Linked DNA regions of Mus musculus: region 2 is linked to region 1. The links are chromatin loops, found by intact Hi-C in ENCODE. Cell type or tissue: left cerebral cortex. All regions are shown on one strand. Each heading gives the region's core, and the rest is flanking DNA. Links, peaks and the distances in the headings are about the cores only.

The links. Hi-C counts contacts between places; a loop is a spot of excess contacts. Peaks named below come from ENCODE experiments on the same cell type or tissue, not always from the same donor. Only the 100,000 strongest peaks of a DNase experiment are listed, where the experiment ranks them.
Region 2: it touches region 1 in a loop (4-fold over the local background); 3 of 42 quality-filtered maps call a loop at or near these places.

Annotation. Positions count from the first base shown.
Region 1 is chr14:57,090,926-57,095,320 of GRCm38, forward strand. No RefSeq gene overlaps it. Among named protein-coding and RNA genes, the nearest start is that of Gm32912, 12 kb to the right of the region's middle. In left cerebral cortex, for the core only: a CTCF peak has its summit at 2,309 (motif pointing right); a DNase peak (open chromatin) is centred at 2,303.
Region 2 is chr14:57,421,597-57,425,991 of GRCm38, forward strand. Ift88 (intraflagellar transport 88) reads left to right here and starts at 2,475. Exons shown (of 26, transcript NM_009376.2): 1 at 2,475-2,591. In left cerebral cortex, for the core only: a CTCF peak has its summit at 2,026 (motif pointing left); DNase peaks (open chromatin) are centred at 1,868 and 2,441; H3K4me3 peaks cover 1,785 bases; H3K27ac peaks cover 1,259 bases.

The sequences.
Region 1 (4,395 bases), core at 88-4,087:
GACTTTGTCTCAAAATTTTAAAAAAGCCAAAAACAAACAAACAAACAAACAAAAAATACAAACAAACAAACAGCCAAACAACCAGGCCTGGAGGTGTAGCTCAGTGGTTTGTTCCCAGAAAAGGCAAGCAGAGGAAAGAAAAGATGGGAAAGAGAAGAGGATAGAAGGGAATGGAGGAGGGGAGAGGAGGGGAGGGGAGGGGAGAGGAGGGGAAGAAAAATGCAGCCACTTCCAGGAGTATTGGGAGTGTGTTTTTGGAAGACTTTTAAATTTTTCTTTTATTACATTTATTTATTTGTGTGTACACATACAGACACACATTGCAGCCCATGCAGAGGGGTTGCAGGAAGCCTTGCAGGAGCTGGGGCCCAATGTGCTAATGCTCAGGTAGTGAGTTTTAGTACAATCTCTCATGTACTTGTGACTATAGAAGATGTGATGATTATTAAAACTCCTGTTTCTGAATTGGATAGAAATGAAAATTCCTAAACAAGATCACCGACATAAATAGGAATCCATGCAGGCTTCAGGAAAAAAACTGTCATGGGTTCAACCAACCAGGAACCTGGAGACCCAAAGCTGTGAAGTGCTGCCTTGGGGCTAGACCCCCATCTTTATCAATATGATTTGAGAACAATATTTACAACATTCTACTTGGCCTAGGCTTCCAAGAATACTGTCCGTAGCTTTGAGACGAGCAAAGGTTACTTCTGGCTGCCTCTCGAGTGTGAGGCAGGGTGGTTTTCTGGTATTTCTTCCTTGCAGAACTTGAGCAGACTAGACCACGGTTGTTTTTCATGAGGCTGGCTAAGCTTCAGTTACCTGTGCCAGCTTGCCTCACTTGTTTAATGCTTGCGGTTAGTTTCTATAGGCTTTGGAGTTTATTTTGGTGTAGCACTAATAAAGCAAGCCAGAGTCATCAACAGTGTTCCGATGTCTGCATTCAGGGCACATCTCAAAGATTTGTGTCTTCCACTGTGGGCCATCCACTGTCTATTGTGTGGACAAAAGAGATTGTTTTTTTCTCCTCATTAAAACATTGTAGTAAGAATATTTAAACAAATGGTCATCTTAACTGTGGTGTTTTTTTTTTTTTTCTTTTCCTTTGAGACAGGGTTTCTCTGTATAGTCCTGGGTGTCTTAGAACTCGCTCTATAGACCAGGCTGATCTTGAACTCAGAGATACACCTGTCTTTGCCTCCTAAATACTGGAATTAAAGGCATGTGCCGTCACTACCACCCAGCTATCTTAACCGTTTTTAAGTGTGCAATTTATATTATTGCTGTGTGACCAACTCTACCAGCCGACTCCAAAACTGTCTCATCCCCCAAGTTAAGTCAAAGGATACCAATTAATCAATAACAACCCCCCCCCCCTTTCCCTCCAATTCTTGACAACCATTCTGACTTTATATTGTCTTGGTCTCTCCTGGAACTACAGGATATTTGTATCTTTGTGTCTGGCCTGTTTAACTTAGCATGATGTCCTCAAGGTTTGGCCAGGTGACATGAGTCAGACTCTCCCTCCTTTTTAAGGGTGAAGGAGTCTCTATTCTGTGAACAGAGCATACGTTGCTGGTGGACATTTTGGTAGGTGTCAGTAGTGATGTCCTGAAAGGGGTTTACACATTCATTCAATGGAGTTTGCTTTTTCCTTTTGAAAAAAGGTTTGGTAGGTGGGAAAAAATGCTTTCTTGAGCTATTATGATTTAGAATTTTTCTCAACTCATTTTTTTTGAGGTTTTGAGGAATAAATGTCACATTTGTGAAAGGCCTCTGTCCTTAAGAATATAAAGGAGCCTGGGTGTATCTCAGGGGCAGACCACTTGCATGGTATGCACAAGGCCCTGAGTTGCATTCCTTACCACAAACAAAGAAACACGGCAGAAAATCAAGGAATTCTGATGTCCCACCTTGATGTTCCCTAGTGACGGAATGTCCCAGCACAGAAGAGTGTTGAGAAAGAAGTCACCCGACTTCATTGCAGTTATGATAGAATGATAGGCTTTTAAAACCAAAGCCAGGCGAAGAGTCAACGATTGAAAGTATGTAAGGCAAAGTACAGCTGCAGGGCCACACAGGGTGGCTAGGACTGTCTCTGCCCCATTTGTGAGGAAATATCGAGTATGAACTGCAAGCTCTTTTCTACAATCTCTCTGTCTCTGTCTGTTTCTCTGTCTCTGTCTCTCCGCCCCCCCCCACCGCCCCCCCCCCCCCCTGTGGCAGTGTTCAGGCTGACGAATGTCTTGATGCTCAAGGGAATTGCAGAGGCGACACCCTGCAATTACCCACGAAGGACTGCAGGTGGCAACAGAGAGAGGCGTTGTACCTGACTGCTGGTTCTACTGGGGGGAGGGTAAGGGCTTAGAAGAAACCCTTCAGCCACTTAAAAATGATAACAACCAGTGAAATGAGCCCTTGGCAAGTTATTGAGCGTTCACAGAAACAAACAAACAAAAAGACCAAACTAACCATAGGTCTCAGGTCTTCCCTGAAAGTTAGTGGTCTTTTCATAATTTAGCTTTTATGATGTTGTTCTTGAGGGCCCACAAAATCCAACCGAAACCCAAACCGTGCGACCTCCCCGCCCGAGCTGTTGTAGGCTTTGGTACTCCTGTCGCCACCCATGGCTGCTCATGGTGCAGCAGCCGCTTCTCCCACGTCTTCCACCAACATGGCGCCTTCCACACCCATCTTCGTCTTCGAGCTCACAGGAGGATCTCAATAATGGGCCCTTTCTAAATGGCTCATGAGATGGCAGGCGTGATTACAGATTTTTTTTTCAAATTGCTTGATAAAATGTCATAATCTCTTCATATCATCACAGAAGCCTGAAAACTAGATGTCACTAAATTCATTTATCCTTAAAAGTCCAAACTCAAACCTTGCAGGTAAGTAAGCCCATATAGTGCTAAAGAGAGTCTTTAACACTTTTTATTGGCTTAAGTGACCACGAAAAATCACGCTTATTAAACTGAGATGCTCTACAATCTAAAGGAATTGCTAATAAACAGAAGACAGGGTTCCAGGTCTGGAAGGACAGGGGGATGGACAGGCTAGAAGCTCTACACAGGGGAAATGTGTTTGTTAGGGAAGGGGAGGGTAGTTTTTGTGGAAACTGGGTAACAGTGTGACTGTCCCTTAGCAAGGAGATGGTTATTATGCAAGGAACAAATATTTAAATATACAGATCTAGGAGGAATTCCAAGACATGTCGCTAAGTAGGAACTGTCATAGAAAAACTGACATTAGAAATGGAAGCAAAGGGCAGGAATATGGCTCACTGGTAAAGGCACTTGCATCCAAGACGAAAGATCTGAGTTCAATCCCTGGTACTTACATGGTGGAGAACTGAGTTCTCCAAGTTGTCCTTTGACCTCTACATACATCATAATACTTAACCTACCCTCCTTATACACAGGCTAAATAAATGAATGTGAGAAAATGTGAATAAAAACCATTGTGAATCTTTGTTATATATGCTTGTGTATGCATACAGGTGGTCCTTGACTAATGCAGGCTTATATCCTAAAATCTCATTGCAAGTTGAAGATATTCTAAAGTAAAAATTCAATTGATCACCAGGCAGTGGTGGCGGAAGCCTTTGATCCCAGCACTTGGGAGGCAGAAGCAGGCAAATCTCTAAGTTCAAGGCCAGCCTAGTCTACAGAGTGAGTTCCAGGTCAGTCAGGGCTACAGAGAAACCCTGTATTGAAAAACCAAAACAGAACAAAACAAAAAGAAAATTCTATTAACCCACTCCTTTTACTGAGCATTTTAGCTCAGTTCCACAGCACACTGAAGAGTGCTGTGGTTTCCCCTCACGATCTTGAGGCCGATTAGGAGCTCCAGTTGCTACTATTACCCAGGAAAAAGAGGATCAGACAAGCAGTGCCCTAAGGTCCACACTTGAATTCAGAGTATGCACTCTGACACCATCGTGAAGTAAGGCATTACCCAAACTGAACCATTGTTGTTGGGGCTGTGTATACGACTGTATGGGAAGAGACTGGAAGGGTTCATGGAGAGAGATGGATAACTGAGATTTCTGGGCAAGAGATGAAATGGGCTGAATCCCACTCCTGACTGCACACACCTCTCAGTGATTTAATTAGAAATAAAAACAAGTCTCTACATTAACATTTACATAAGTAACATCAGCCGTCTTTTCCATTCAAAGTGACTGAAGGAGATGGTGTTGTTAAAAGATTGAAATTAGACAGCAGCAACACGTCTAGAAGAGCATCCCTGGGGCAGGGTTCTGCCTCAACACCACACAGCACTACACAGCACCACACTTAGCACAAGGCTCCTCGTGGCTCCTCATGTCCCTTCAGCAAGTCACCAGTGCACCAGGAGGCGTTGGGGAGGGAACTCCTGACCACAATCACAGCC
Region 2 (4,395 bases), core at 85-4,084, 330 kb after region 1:
TATGTAAGTACACTGTAGCTGTCTTCAGACACACCAGAAGAGGGGCATCAGATCTCATTACAGATGGTTGTGAGCCATCATGTGGTTGCTGGGATTTGAACTCACGATCTTCAGAAGAGCAGTCGGTGCTCTTAACCGCTGAGCCATCTCTCCAGCCCCCAGTGTTTATCTTTTTAAAGAATTATTATTTAGTGAGATCCTAAATTGGAGACAAAGTCTTAAAAAAAGGTATTATGATCATTTAAAACATTTAACTGGACTTAATAGTATTTTCTGGATAGCATAGGTGACAGTTCCTCTAGTGGTTACTAAATGTCTTATTAGAGTCACATGTTTATAGTGTTTAATCTGCAAGGCTGGTCTTGAACTCAGAGATCTGCTTTTCTCTGTCTCCTGGAATTAAAGGCATGTTCCACCTTGCCTGGGCCCAGCTTTTCTTTAACTGAAACTTGTTCTGTAGCAGGCTGGCCTTGAACTAAGAGATCTCCTTGCCTCTGTCTCCTGGGATTAAAGGTGTGTACCAACATGTCTAGGCCTAAGCTTTTTATGATCACTATTCCTCAAGATCCAGACCAAAATACTGTGTCATCCCAGGCCAAGATTCAGATCAAAAGCCTGTGTCTTCAGCTTCAAGATCTGGATCACAGATGTACCCTCCATCTCTGGATTGTAGTTCATTCCAGAAATAGTCAAGTTGACAATCACAGATAGCCATCACATGCATTTTGATGGTATTTACCCACCCTCATTACTATCTCTTGTCTTTTTTGCCGTTCTACATCCCCCTATTCCAAAAATACATCTTGCTCACTCACTCACAATCTTACAAACTATCTTTTCTTAGGAATTACTGAATCCCCAGTGTGTATCTCTAGATGGGCATCTTTTTCTGAGCTTTAATGATTATGATGATGCTGGAATCCAAATTAGGGCCTTGAACACGGCAAGCAAATGTTCTAACACTAAGTTACATTCCCAGCCCTCTCCTCTGAGCTTTATATTGTTATATACAATTGCTTACTCAGTATCTCTTCTTGCACATTCTTTAGGCATCTGACACCTGATGTGTTCTCCCTCAAACCTGTTTTTCCTTTAGTGTTCTTCATGTTCACACATGGAACTCTTTCACTCCATACCCACTTCATGGGACTCAGGCTTGTCTGCTACCCATCCCACTTTATATGTAACTAATTACATATGTTGACAGTTTATTTGATAATTAGTGTGGGAACAAATAAGAAAATATGTTGCCTGATGAACCTTTATTTTAACAAAAACATAATGTCTTCTTCTCAGACAAGGACTGGGTACCCTGAATGTACAGTCATTTAAAAAAAAAAAAAGTTCAGTGCTGGACAATGGTGGCACACACCTTTAATCCCAGCACCAAGGAGTTTGAGGCTAGGCTGGTGTACAGAGAGCTCCAGGACATCCAGGGCTACACAGAGAAACCCCGTCTCAAAAGACAAGCAAACAAACAAACAAAAAAAAAAAAAGAAAAAAGAAAAAAGAAAAAGAAAAAGATTGACTCTAGTATTTATCTTTCTTTTTTGAAGTGCAGTAACTTGTGATTCCAGTATTTTTTCTTTCTATATTGAAGTGCAGTAACTTAAAATATCCCCATGATGTTCACTAATTAACGTAACAACTACTTATTGACACACAGTTGCCAGATACTGTCAGTTACTGTACGATATACCCCACTTGCAAGGTAACCTTCTGAATGCTGATACAACACACCTGGATCAGAGATAAAGAGGTTTAGTCTTCAAAACACACCAAGTAGCCCGAACCTGACCAATCTAATAGTTTGTCCCCTACATCTGTCCCCACCCCCATCCGTGGGAGGCTAAGGTGGATGTTACATATTCAATGACTTTCTGACACAACTGAACAATAAAGGTTAGTAAACTTCAGTTTTTTTATAACGGGCTTCAAGTCAACATGCCCAACATTTGCTCCGGAAAGAAATATTATTTTGTCTTTAAGACAGGGTGTCCCCTGCTGGTCTTGTACTCCTGAGCGTCATCTCTACTCCCATTGCAGATGTGCGTCATCATAGCTGGCATTACATTACCTTTACTTTTTAATTTTCAGATTAAATTTATTTAGAGAGAACCCAGACAGGATTAATATGACAAATTTATGGGACGACGCGTACAATTCTACGCAATGTTCCACAGAAAACAGTCTTCCAAGGTTCCCAAGCCGCGTAGTGGCTCTGGGACACATTCTATTCATCCGGGCCATCTTGCTCTGGTCTCCAGCTTTGGGGATGGCTGCCTCGGGGTTCACTCGACCTTGGTTTCCTTCTTGTGATTACTCCTACACCTGTAGCATCTCCTGGACCACCATAAACATTGGGCCAGCCTCGAGAATCACTCCGCTGTTGGCGGACCACAGGTCCCAGCAGCCCTGCACTTCCGGTCACGAGCTTCCGGCCTCGCCCACGCGGCGCGGAGGCCTGTGGGAGCGGCTTCCTTGGAGTCGCGCCTGGCAACGGCTGGGCGTCCCGCTCTGGCCTGCCTAGGATCAGGCGTCGCTTCTTCCCTCGGCCCACTCGTGGTCAGCCCGCTCCTCCTCGGCGCGAGGTAGGAGAAGCGCCCGGCCCCTCGCGGCCACCCTCCCTGCTGCCCTCTCCCTGCCCCGTGCGTGAGCGGCGGCGGGGTCGCGAGGGCAGGCGGGCTGGCGGCGCCCAAGCCCGGCTCCTGGCGACTGCGCTTCCGTAGCCAACACTTGGATGGTGCTCCTCTCAGGGGGTGGACTTCCCGCTCCACCCGGCACGGCTACCCGGGCTAATGTCACACGGCTTGGCGATGCCATGGCAGCAGTGAAACTTTTAGAGTTTCACAGTAGGTTACAGCGAACATTTCTAATACTTGCATCCGGTGAAGCTTTGATTACCTAGTAATCGGGAGTAAAAGCAAAAGTACAGAAAAGAATGAATAAATCACAGTCTTATAAAGATAAAAACATATCTTCTGGGAATTGATTCTAGGACACCCAGTTTCCCTGGATACCAAAGTTCCCAGGTGCTCTTTCACATATATACGATGGTATATTTGTATTGTATATAAGCCATTTTCCCATTTTTGTTATCTTAGACTGTTTATTGCTCTATAATTAATTGTTATGCCTAATTGTTCAGGGAATAATGAAAAGCACGCTCGGGAGGCTGGGGGCGGGGGGGGGGGGGGGGAGCCTGTGCATGTTCAGTTCAGATAAAAAATTTCTCCCAAATGTTTTCAGTTTCTAGTTGGTTGAATCTAAGGATGCACAGACAAAAGATATCTGACTACTGTTTTCCCAAAAGCCTAAAATTCCACTTTTCCTTTTTATCTTCAACTCTGGTTGGTAACTTTGGAGAAACTACAATAGGCATTTTGAGTGTGAACTGTATCAAGGTAGAAGTATATAAAAAGGACTTTGCCATGTAAAATAGTTTCACTGGCAATATTGAAGTGACAGCATCCCAAATTATTTTTGAACCACCTTGGAGAATATAGAAATACTGAGTTGTATTATTTCTTAGCCATTCATAGTTGTTAGTAAAGGATAATTCATTTACTATTTCCTAGCCTTGCTTTCTACATCTTTAAAATTTTGTGTATTCCACTATTGGTCTGTCTCCCAGGTGTGTGTGTGTGTAAATCTGGTTAAAAGCCAGAAGAAAGGTCTAGTTCTAAAAGCTGATTGTTTCAATACCTTATGAATAAACGAAAGTGAGATCAGAAGAGTTTGTAAGGAGGGAGCTTTTGAGTATATGATTTGAAAGTGTGATCGATGGAGCAGCAGCTTCAGCATCCATCCCTTGGGAACCTATTGATCAACATTCTGGGGCTGTGGAGATGCTCAGTTGGCAAAGTGTTTGCTGCAGAAGCCTAAGGTCCTGAGTGATCCCTAGCGCCCACTTAACCTAATGTGGTGGCTGGGGGAGGCAGGAGGATTTGTGCTGCTCACTGGTTAGCTAGCTTGGCTGAATCTGGCCCCAGGTCCTCCTTCCCAGGGGGAGATCTTACCTCAAAAAACAAGGCAGGCAGTGCCTAAAGAGGATGACCTCTGTTTCCACATGCACACATTTACACCTGTACACACACACACAGAAGCTGTCATACCCACAACAAGGAATTCACATCCTGCCTGGGCAGAATAACTCATACCTGTTATCCCAGTGCTTGGGATGTGGGAGCAAGAGTTCAATGTCAGCCTTGTCTACATGTTGAGTTTAAAGCCAGCCAAGGCTACACAAGACCTTGTCTCAGAAACAAAACAACCCTCCCCTGCAAAGAAATCCCAATACATTTCCTCTCTGAGGGATCAAGGAATCTCCTTCACATAAGATTTTCTGAATCGGAAGCACTGGTGGCTGAGGGGCTGAAATGAAAAGCTGTAAGC